2 separate regions of the Mus musculus genome follow, and region 2 is linked to region 1. Evidence: chromatin contacts called from ENCODE POLR2A ChIA-PET data. All regions are on one chromosome and are shown on one strand. The core of a region is the stretch at or near the end of the contact, and the rest is flanking DNA. Distances in the headings are between cores, read along the strand shown. Region 1 overlaps Mucl3 (mucin like 3). Region 2 holds the start of Ddr1 (discoidin domain receptor family, member 1).

The links. ChIA-PET counts read pairs that join two places held with the same protein, here RNA polymerase II (POLR2A).
Region 2: POLR2A ChIA-PET joins it to region 1 with 66 read pairs in Patski. The contact joins the promoter of Ddr1 here to the enhancer-like site in region 1. POLR2A ChIA-PET finds 5 or more read pairs at or near these places in 2 of 5 experiments (Patski and embryonic stem cell).

Annotation. Positions count from the first base shown.
Region 1 is chr17:35,634,286-35,639,737 of GRCm38, forward strand. Mucl3 (mucin like 3) reads right to left here. Exons shown (of 3, transcript NM_001033366.3): 2 at 3,071-4,338; 3 at 1,470-2,700. The coding sequence ends at 2,548. Among named protein-coding and RNA genes, the nearest start is that of Mucl3, 6.7 kb to the right of the region's middle. Within about 2 kb of position 1,522, at least 1 of the 3 ENCODE cell types and tissues checked has a DNase peak (open chromatin) inside an H3K27ac peak, as active enhancers do.
Region 2 is chr17:35,699,076-35,704,231 of GRCm38, forward strand. It overlaps Ddr1 (discoidin domain receptor family, member 1), which reads right to left and starts at 1,515. Exons shown (of 18, transcript NM_001198833.1): 1 at 1,356-1,515. It overlaps Gm4577 (predicted gene 4577), which reads left to right and starts at 5,002. Exons shown (of 2, transcript NR_168271.1): 1 at 5,002-5,156. It overlaps LOC115488883 (a small nuclear RNA gene), which reads right to left and starts at 234; the gene lies at 128-234.

The DNA of each region.
Region 1 (5,452 bases), core at 272-2,771:
CCTCTGGGTTGTGAGCACTCCAGGTTCCTGCTGTGACCTCCAGGAGGCACAGGGACACAGGCATGCAGAAAGCAAGTGCATTCCCTGCAGAGCTGCTCATCAGTTAGCTATGCTTCAAGTGGGCCCAGCCCTGAGCTCATTAAAGGACTTCCCTGTGGGTTTCAGGGTAATAATTAGCAAAGAGAGACAAGATGGTTAGACTCTAGAGGAAAGGTTGCTGTTATTATTACCTACTACTATTATTGTCGTGGTCTAGTTGGAGGAATTCAGGGTCAGGAGTGGGCTAAGGGCTTTAGCATCCATCCTAGGGTACTCCCTGTACATAGCTATGCTGAGTCACACCGACCTGAACAACTGAAAATCACACACCTTCTTTTCTCCCAGAAGTCCCAACCTAGCATGGACGTCACGAGGGGTCTAAGTCTGGGGTCCCTCCGGCCCCTGAGATACTTCATCTCTGAAGCCCAGCTCCATCCTGCCCTCAGCAGAGCCTGTCACCTGATGGGACATCCAGAGAGTCCTTCTGGCCCGAAGCAACCCAGACAGTTTGAGATCATCCATGACAGGGCAGGGACTACTGAGGAGAGAGAAAAAGTAGAAATGATGGCCTCGTGACCCTGCTGCCTGGTTAAGGCTGGAGTCTGGCCGGAAGGCCTGTGACGCACTGGAATGCCTTCTCAGGCACCTTTCTCCAGGGTCAGTGGACATCAAGTCTCTGTGGATGATGGGTGAGGTTCTGTGGGACTCATGGTTTTGGTATCTTAACAGAGAGACATGGCTGCTTATAAATATTGATTTCATTATCCAGGTTATTTACTCTGCACAGCACTTCCTGTGATGACTCTTGTGGAAGTCTTCTAGCGTTCCTGCATTTGTGTCCCAGGCGAGAACATTGCCCTATGTGTGTGTGTGTGTGTGTGTGTTTTTTTTTTCTGTGTGTATGTCAACACACTATATATAATGGATGTTTAATAATGCGGTGTATGGGGCTGGAGAGATGGCCCAACAGTTAATAGCATGCACTGCTCTTCAGAGACCTAAGTTTGGGTTCCAACACTGGGTAGCTCAGGACCAATTGTAACTCTGGCATCAGAAGAATCTGTCACCCTCTACTGGCCTCTGAGGGTAATTGCATATGTGCAGGCGGGCAAGGACACACACACACACACACACACACACACACACACACACACACACACACACACACACACAGAGCTTTCTTATCAAGTCCGAATTCCCCACCCTCCTCATTTTGGCCCCATGCAAATAAATCCACAGTGAACTGACCTGAGCTTTTGCCTAAACCCAGAAACCTTTTAGAAAGAATAGAATTTCTGTCTCCGCTCTCTCTGGCCCTTCAAAGAACTCCTTAGTCCTGTCCTCCAACCTTTTCTGTCCAAGGTTACCCATAAAACCACAGAGCCAGGGACCTGAGTTAGTTCTCTGAGAATCCACACAGTCCACACTTTAGAAATACATCATGCTTTATTACAGAAGCCCAGCAGAGGGCGCCTGTCCTCTATCCACTTCCTCCCCGCTCCTCGTCTTGCGCACCAGGTAAAGAAACGGGTTAAATTGGAAAGAAAATCTTCCAAGCACACATAGATGAACCGCCTGTGAGAAGGAAAGTCAGAACATGGTGGAGAGCGAGGAGAGGGGATGTGGGCTGAGTGACGACGGTGACTCCCGCAAGTTGAAGCCAGCACGCGCTTTCGGTAAAGATGGAGAAATGCCAAGTGCTGAGAAGATGCACCACCGGGGAAGGCTGGGGATGAGGCTTAGTGGATGAGACTGCAGGCAAACATAAACCCCCGTGTGTACCCACCCACGGACAGAAAACCCACCACAGACATCCAGAAAAACCAAGAGACTCACGAGGAAAAGGGAAGAGCTATGCGTGGGGTGGAGGAATTTGTAACCTTTTGCAGGGTAGGGGTTCTCTCCCTCTCTCTCTCTCTCTCTCTCTCTCTCTCTCTCTCTCTCTCTCTCTCTCTCTCTCTCTCTCTCTCTCTCTCCAGGCAGAAGAGAGAGTAGAGAAGAAAATAGTTCAATCTTCCTTTATTTTGGGGCCCTTTTTAAAAACTAAAAACAATTTAAACATATCTGGTATCTCAAGAATTCAGAAGTGTGTGCATCTTAGGTAGGGGTGGACATAATTACTATAAATCAGTTTTTAAACCTGAGCACCTGTCTTCACTCCTCCTGGGACCCAGGGTCCTACTAGTCTTTGGAATGTGGAGGTGCTGATGCCTCACCAAGCCACGCCCTTTCCTGTACTGGTCCCGCCCCTGCTGTCCATCAATGCTATTCTTACATCACTTTCTATGGAGAGTACTTGAGTTATTCTTTCTTCTCTCTCCTCCAAATGTTCGTCTGTTGCCCTTACCGCCTTGTTCCTCAGCTAGTCAGTTAGGAGCATGGCCGATGGGGGCTACAGCTTTTGTCTGTTAGTTTTTGCTGCCCTTTCTGAGTTCATGAATTCGGAATCTAATGCATCTTCCAGGAAAGGGGCTAAGCCTGGAAGGTCTGGGGATGCAGGTCTCGCGGTCATGGTGGGGAAGGGATCTGGTTTAGATTCAAATTCTGCTGCTCCATCAGGTAAACTGGGTAGGAATTGCGGCTCCCTTTGTCTTCAGGCTGGGGCTCGGGCTCCTCTGAGTTCTGGGTCAGTACATGGCGTGCTCGTGATGCACAGGAGACCTGAGGTGACAGACAGAGGAGTAAGACCATTGCCAGCAGTCCAATTCCCTCAACCACCCTCAGGGCTTTTCTCCGTAATTCTGTGCCATTGTCCTTCTCCTTCCCCGAGATTCTATCCAAGCTTTGGTCCATATTCCAAACCTGGGTCAAATACAGAGTCCTAGATTTCACCTACAACCCACTTCTGCCCTGGTCCCCTTGTCTTGGTATCCCCGCCTTCACTCCCAAAACTATTACCAAATCCCCAGATTTCTCTCTCAGACCCATATTCCACTGCAGCTCATTATTCTCTCTAACTTCTAATCATTCGTCAATCCCCATCTCTTGTGTCTCCCTGCCGCCCCCCCACCCCCAGTCCCACTGCCCTTACCAAAAGGATCAGGCCAATGAAAACCAGCAGGATAATCACAGCCATAAGGATCACAATAACTATAGCCCACACAGGGAATGAATTATTCTCCCCTGTTTCCCCAGCAGCATGGAGGCCTCCAGGCAAGCTGTGGGTGCTCTGCTGGGGGTAGTGAGCTTCTGAAGTGCTGAGTCCCAGGTTCGTTCTGGATGTCAAAGAGCCAACTGTCCCTTGGTGCATGGTCTCCGTTTTATGGACATGAGAAGGGACAGTAGATGACTTGTCTTCTGTGGCTTTGGCTGGTTGTGTGGTCTCCAAGAATACTGGTGTTCTCTCAGAGGTTCTTGTGGCTCTTACAGTCTTAGTGGCTACTATGGTTTTCCTCTGGAATACGGTGGGACTCGCTGTGGGTTTTGTAGCTTTCTCGGTAGATGGTGTGGACTTTGCTGAGACCGGTATCGTATTTTCACTGGCCGATGTGGTATGATGTTTTATGGGAAGCACCTGGGCTTGCGAGCTACTCTCACTAGCTGGGCTGGTCTTTCCTTCATACTTGGTGAATGTTGATTGGGTTCTTGTGATCTCGCTAGCTGATGTGGCCTCTTTAATGTGTTCTGTAGTTATCTGGACAGACTTGTCTGAGGCAAACGGAATTGTGTGATGTTCAGGTCCTGATGTTGTTAGGGTCTTTAGGGTGTTGTATGAGGTCCTTGGGGTTTCTGTGGCATACACTGGGGAAGAACTTTGTCTAATGAGCTCTGAGACATGGAAAGTTGTGGGCTTCTGTGAGGTGGTCCTTAAGCTGGCACTGGCCCCCATGGGACTCGCTCTCATACCTGATTTCGTCGTTAAGCTGGTTCGCCTTGTTGAAGGCATACAGCTTGTGTTTCTCCTGGGTGCTGAGGTCAAACGTTTTCCATCTGACCCGTTCTCTGAGGTAGTGGATCTGGGGTCGTCAGCCGAGCGCTCATTCCTGGCCATTAGGTGTTTTCCTTGACTGCTGAGATCCTTCTCTGAAGCCGGAGGCATTTCATGACGGACAGTGGTGTTTCCATAGTCTGCGGCTTTGGCGTTGTCTAGAGGTGTGTGCACTGGTTTGACAAGGCGAGTGGTGTTGCACTGGTTTTTGGCCTTCTGGGTTGCTGTAGCCTCAGGGAGGTCTGGAGGATGTTGCCTTGAGGTTTTTTGGTCAGAAGAGGCTCTATGAGTAAGACCCTGAGTAAGAGGGAGTAAGTGATCGAATTTTGGAGGTTCGCCAGTCTTTTGAAGTTCTTGAAATGTGTTAGCACCTGTGGAGAGAGAGAGAGAGAGAGAGAGAGAGAGAGAGAGAGAGAGAGAGAGAGAGAGATAAGGAACTTCCCTAATTTCTTGCCTGCCTCTGTACTAGGCATCCCTGGATGCACAGCTGTCGCCTCAGGAAGGCTCATTAGAATATCACACTGCTCAACCCCATCCTCCCCTTTAGATGCCGAACTTTTGCTTGAACTGTACTTTCAGCGGGGAAAAATGTATACCCCTCTCCTTTCCACGTGCATTCCTCAGATTTCCTCTCAGCGTTCTGGCATCTTTCCTGGTTCTAAGACGAGAAGACCTAGTGTCATCTCTCATTGGTCGTTACAATCTCCTGTGGGCAGTACTTAGACTACTACGGTCCTCCCATTGGCTGATGCACTGTCAATCAAAACCATCTTTACGCTCACCTTCCAATCACCTTTCAGCTGCTTGTGTGCCTGTTACTAGTGACTTCTTCCCCCCAACCCCCACTCCCGCCCCTTATCCAACTAGAAGTTTTTCAGAGCCGGGGTTGACTGGTATTCTGTTGTTGGACGTTCCTTTAGGGTTTATAAATTCATAGACTAGAACTCCCTTTGCTTGGAAGAACTGAGAGGAGTTAAATTCATATCAGAGCCGTTTGTCTTTCTGTAATATCCCGGGTCTGACCCAAACATGACGTGATGTGAGAAACAGAGACAAACTCCTAGCAGAACTCAAGCAGAGAGGTTGTGAGAAGAGGAGAAGACAGAAGATGGTTAGGGAGAAAGACGGAAACTTCCATCCTGGTGGGTGACAGAGTTTGGTCTGAGTGGAGGGAGGTGAATACAGTAGTTCAGCCTGTGTTGTCTACCCCATTGGGTCCCCTTCTTTGTAGATATGTCTGGGAATAGATGACGGTGATTTCTTTTGACGGAAAAGGGTCTCTCCTTGCCAGGTCCTGACGGTGGTGAGCCAGGCAGCTGGATTGTGGGAGGGGTTCTGTTTAGGGACAGGGTGTGAAGGAAAACACCCTTATCAGTGGACAGATACGGGCCTTAATTCAGTGAAAGAAAAAAAAACAAAACAAAACACCTAGATAGGAACAGAGGATGTGTTTCCGAATCTGGCCTGAAGAATGAGAACTGGGAG
Region 2 (5,156 bases), core at 265-2,764, 65 kb after region 1:
CCTCTGCCTCCCAAGTGCTGGGATTAAAGGCGTGCACCACCACGCCTGTCTAATTTTATTAAGTATTACCTGGACCTCAAGTAGCTTTAAAGACAACTCCTCCATTAAATTCCATCTTCCATCATTTAAAAATTAAGGACCGTTCATGAATTTCCGTGTCATGCTTGTATAGGGGCCGCATTAGTCTTCTCTGTATCTTTCCAATTTTAGTATATGTGTTGCCGAAGCCAGCACCACTCCACACAGATCTTGACATCTTCTGTGTGTGCGTTTGATTTCTTTGTGTTGCTTTGGGGCGGGGAGAAGGACTGGTTAGTTGCTTGGGTTTTGTTGTCTCACTGTGTAGCCCTGGCTAGCCTGGAACTCAGAGAGATTCTCCTGCCTCTGCCACTCGAGTGCTGGAACTAAAGACCTGTACTCCTAACAGCAAGATAGTTGGTTGGGGTTTTTGTTTGTTTGTTTTGTTTTGTTTGAGACAAGGTCTCAAGTTCAACTACGATGCCAAGGAAGGCTGACCTTCAGTTCTTTATCACCAGAGGCTAATTACAGGTGTGTGCCACAAACCCCGAGGTAATCTATAAAGTCAGATCTCACCATTTAGCGAATACTAAACGGCAGACACAAGCTCCTATAATCAGAAGACAAAGTGAGCCACACGCAGGCCCTGAGGTACAGGATCCTCAGAGAACGGAGCCACCCACCCCCAAACATCCAGAGTGACTGAGCCAGAGGGAAGCCAAGAGCAGGCAGGAACAGGTGGGACTCAGGTGGGAAGAACAGCAAGAAAAACAAGGACCATCTCTCCCTGTTCTCAAGCATTCTACTGTGTGTGACCTGTCCCTACAGTGAGTGCCACACGAGTCTGGACACACCTCCATCCTTCTCAGCCACTCAGTTGTAGGCCAGCCGGGCGGTGGCTGGGAGAGGGGGTGCTGAAAAGAATTGCCTGGCCAGAAAGGGAGCCTGGGAGCGTTGCTCATTGGGCGGTGACCTCGTCTCTTGGCACAACCCGGCAACCACGGAGCGTGGCTGGTCTGGTAGGTTGGGCGTCAGGCTGGCTCCCTCTGGCCTGGGCAGCTTAACCGAGCATGTCCGTAAGCATGGCACCGGAGGTTGAGGGGTAGGCACCGATAGGATGACTCAGTGGGCTACATATGCGCGCACCTGTCCTCTTGGAGTTAGGTTCTCCCCTCACCCAAGAAAAGAGAGGTCCTCGCTCTCTTTTCGGAATAGTTTCTCGGAAAGTCAGGACCCTCTGCTTTGGATGGAGAGTCAAAATCCCGGGGCAGCAAACATAACTGGGGTTCCCCAACCCGCTCCCCTTGCCTCTTGCTCGTCCCCGCCTCAGTCCCTACCTCTCATGGCTCTCCGGGGCGGACCCGGGCGTCAGGCCCCGGCTTGGGGCCTCCTCGGCGGCGGGGCGCGGGAGGGGAGCGCAGGCGCCGGCGGGGCTCGGGTGTCGGGAGGCGGCTCCCGCGAGCAGCTGTCGGGGGCCTGTTCCGGGGAGAGGAGCCAGCGCGGGGCCGGATCGCGCCCAGGCGCCGCCTCCCCGCGCCCGTCCCCCGCCGGTACTCCCGCCCCGGCGCCCGCGCTCCCACGCCCGGCGCCGCCCCTCGCTCCTCTCCTAGTGCGGTACCCGCCCTGCAAGTGCTCCCCAGCGCGTAGCCTCCACTAGGTGATCCGCACGCCCATCCCCCGCCACCCCGATGCTGGGGTACAGCAGCACCATCAGGGGCCCGCTAAGCCCCCTAGGGACCCCGCGCGGTGGCTCGGGGGTGGGGAGAGTTGGCGCCGTCCCTCCTCCCCTTTTTCTGGGCTCGGTTCCTGGAGAGAGGGAGAGAAGCACGGAGAAGCGGCCCCAGGGCACGCAGGAAGGAACGGGTTCCCACAGGCCCAGCACCGGAGCGAGAGCTGCAGCCCGGCTGGGGGAAGGGAGCCGGGCTCACCTGTCTAGCCAGACCCTCTAGGTTCACACTCCACCCCATTTGTCACCATTTGGCACACACCCCTCCTCCGGATCCCAACCTAAATCACTCCCCCCATCCCCGCGCGCCCCAAGTCTGAGAGCCGGTCACACTCTTTTAGTCTCAACTTTTTTCTGTTCCCTTCTTCCAGAACCTCTCCCCAGCTTGGCAGCTCCCTCCTGTCTTCTCAGGATCCCTGAGATTCAAACCCCCAAGCTCCGGATCCCCCTGGGATCCCTGCTTCATCCAGGCTAACTCTGCAGTCTTTCTCAGGCAAGCCTCCCTCAGTCCCAGTCAGTCAGCTCGGTCCCTGGTGGAAGCCGCAGAGTCTGGCTTCTGGCAAGGAGAAGGGCAAAATGGAGCCAAGACGAGGTGGGGGTGGGGGAGGAAGATAGATAGGCGCCCTGAAAAATAAAGACACTGCCCAAAGCACAGGAACGCATGACCCAGGGATACAAGGAGACAATGAACGGAGAGAGCTGCTGAGCCATGGACCGGAGAGATAGAGGCAGGGAGGACAACAGAGCTAGTGTGGGAGTGTGGGAGGTGTTCCGTCCCATTCAGCACCACCTGTCATTCCTACCTCTCTCCAACGCCACCCCCCCCCCCATACCTGCCAAGTCCCCGGATAATGTCAGGTCACAGTAAAGTCTCCGGTCTCACCACCCGGTTACAAACACATCCCAACTGACTCAAAACTCACACCCAAAAAGCATTTCCAAAGAGTCTCAAGAAAGACACGAAGTCCAAACAAACCAAGACAAGTACACACAAAAAACCTACCAGGAAGATAAGCTGCCCCTAGGGAGAAGCCAAGGCAGGCTGGGTCTCCAGTTTACAAACCCAGGGACGTTCCAGCTGCTGAAGGACCTGCTAATGGCTCCCATGGCCACTGGGAGAACTGCCTACGACCTTTTCACCTAGACCTTAGGGGACACCCACCCCGACTCCCCAAATCACCTACCCCTCTGCAGACAGCGATTGGAAATCTGGGTCCTGCAGAGACTGGGCGGGGTGTGGAGCTTGGCTGGGGGTGGGGCCAAGGTTTCCCAGTAACCTCACCTGCGCTGGCGGCAGCCCCTCCTCCCAGGAGGGCCGCTCTGGGGAAGCCCGGGACAGGACTAGCAATGCTTCAGCCCCTCACGCCCGTGACTCACACTGCCCAGTGAAGGGCCCATGGGAGGTAGAATCTTGAAGCCTTGGCCCCTTTATCACTCTCCCAGGAAAAATTCCTAGTCGGTGATGCCCACCTCGCTCCAGACCAGGGCCGGAGGAGTAGGAGGGACGCAGGGCTGGGGCCCAGCGGAGTCAAGTGACAGCAGAAAAGGAGCTGGAGCCGGCTGGAATGTGCTACTCGGAGCCCAGATTCCCAGGGGCCAGAGAGGGAAATCCCAGCCATCCTGGGGCCTACATAGCTGAGCCAAGAACCCAGCCATCTGTGGCTCCCCAGCCCTCTGCTCCTCTCCAGGGCCCCCTGTTGTACCCTAGAACCTGGGAAGTTCTCTCTACTTTTCCCTCATGCACACTCTCCCATGCTGGACCCTTTTCTGCAAGCACAGGAAGAAGAAGCAAAAAACAAAAACAAACAAACAAAAACAACAACAAAACAACTGAGGGGAAGGGGGATGTGAAAAGAGGCACGTAGGAGAAATAAGAGCTCAGCTCAAGGCCTGCAGACCACCCGACCATTGTAGGAAAGCAGGACAAAACCAGTGAGAGGAGAGTGGACTAGATGGGCCCACCCTCAACACCCCCAACACACACTAGCTACAGTCCCTGCCTCGAGATGCAGCTGCCTCTAGGGGAGCAGGTTGGGTCAGCAGCTGGGGAGAGTGGAAAGCCTCTGGTGTGGGGGGGGGGGGGCAGGGTAAGGAGCTGGAAAAGACCCTGGCTATAGGTCATACTTTAAAACCACCGAGATCAAATAGGAAAATGAGGCCTGGGGTATGATGGCCAAGGAAGAGATGGCTTAAATCTGGAACCGATAAAAGAAAGAAAAAAGGAAAGGAAAGGAAAGGAAAGGAAAGGAAAGGAAAGGAAAGGAAAGGAAAGGAAAGGAAAGAGAAAAGAAAAGGTGAGACTGATTAGCTGTGCATAGTCTGGGGAAGGAATGAGGACCAGGGTACCAAGAGTCTCCCAGAGGGAGGCTGATGGTCACATAGAGACAGGACCTGGGAGGGGGCACACGTCCGGAGCACAGAGAGGGGAGGAGAGTTAAGGGAGATGGTGCCAAGTAAAGAAAGGGTGGGAGATAAAGGGGCTCTGGAGGAGAGAGGAGTTTGGGGAGGGGAGGAAAGGACTGGATGGAGGGAGGGTTGCTGATCCAACATGGAAGGAATTAAAGGCAGAGAAGGCAACTGGAATAGAAAAAAGAGAGAGAGAGAGAGAAGGTTGGAATGAAAGTGATATGGAGGCAGAAAGATACAGACTGAGACATGGAGCCATAGAAAGGAAGGAAGGAAGGAAGGAAGGAAGGAAGGGAGGGAGGGAGAGGGAGAGGGAGAGGGAGAGGGAGAGGGAGAGGGAGAGGGAGAGGGAGAGGGAGAGGGAGAGGGAGAGGGAGAGGGAGAGGGAGAGGGAGAGGGAGAGGGAGAGGGAGAGGGAGAGAGAGAGAGAGAGAGAGAGAGAGAGAGACACGGGGGCTGGGTGGGCAGACTTAGGAAGGAAGGACAACTTCGAGACGGATGGAAGGGCCAGAGATAGAATTAAACCTGTCTCCAGGCCACCAAGGCCCCGCCCTCATTCTGGTCAACCTGTTTCCACACGGGGCCTCCATCCTACTCTCCTCCCACCACAAGGCCTACCTGGTCCCTCCCCACAAAAGCAGCCCAGCCCCAGGCCTGCTCCGGCTCTCCCAGGTGAGCTCTATCTAACTTCCGCTCACCTCCAGGTTCTCCTGAGTTTCAGTCTCCCTAGGCACACGCCTTTGGGGATCCAGGTCTGAGGCCGATGAAGCCTCCCGGCTTTGTCCAAGCTCCAGCCTCGGGGGCCCAAGAGCAGCTGCCCTGGCCAGCTGCGGCTGGCTTCAAGGTGACCATGGCAACCCAGCTCTGCTCCCCTCGCTGAGCCTCTCAGCCCCCGCAGAGAGGGAGGGGACAGCCTAACCCAGAGAAAGGGAGGGGAGGCTGAGAACTATGGAACGGGACCAAAGGGGTCTCCCAAACAAAGAGACCCCAGACAAAGAGACCCCCC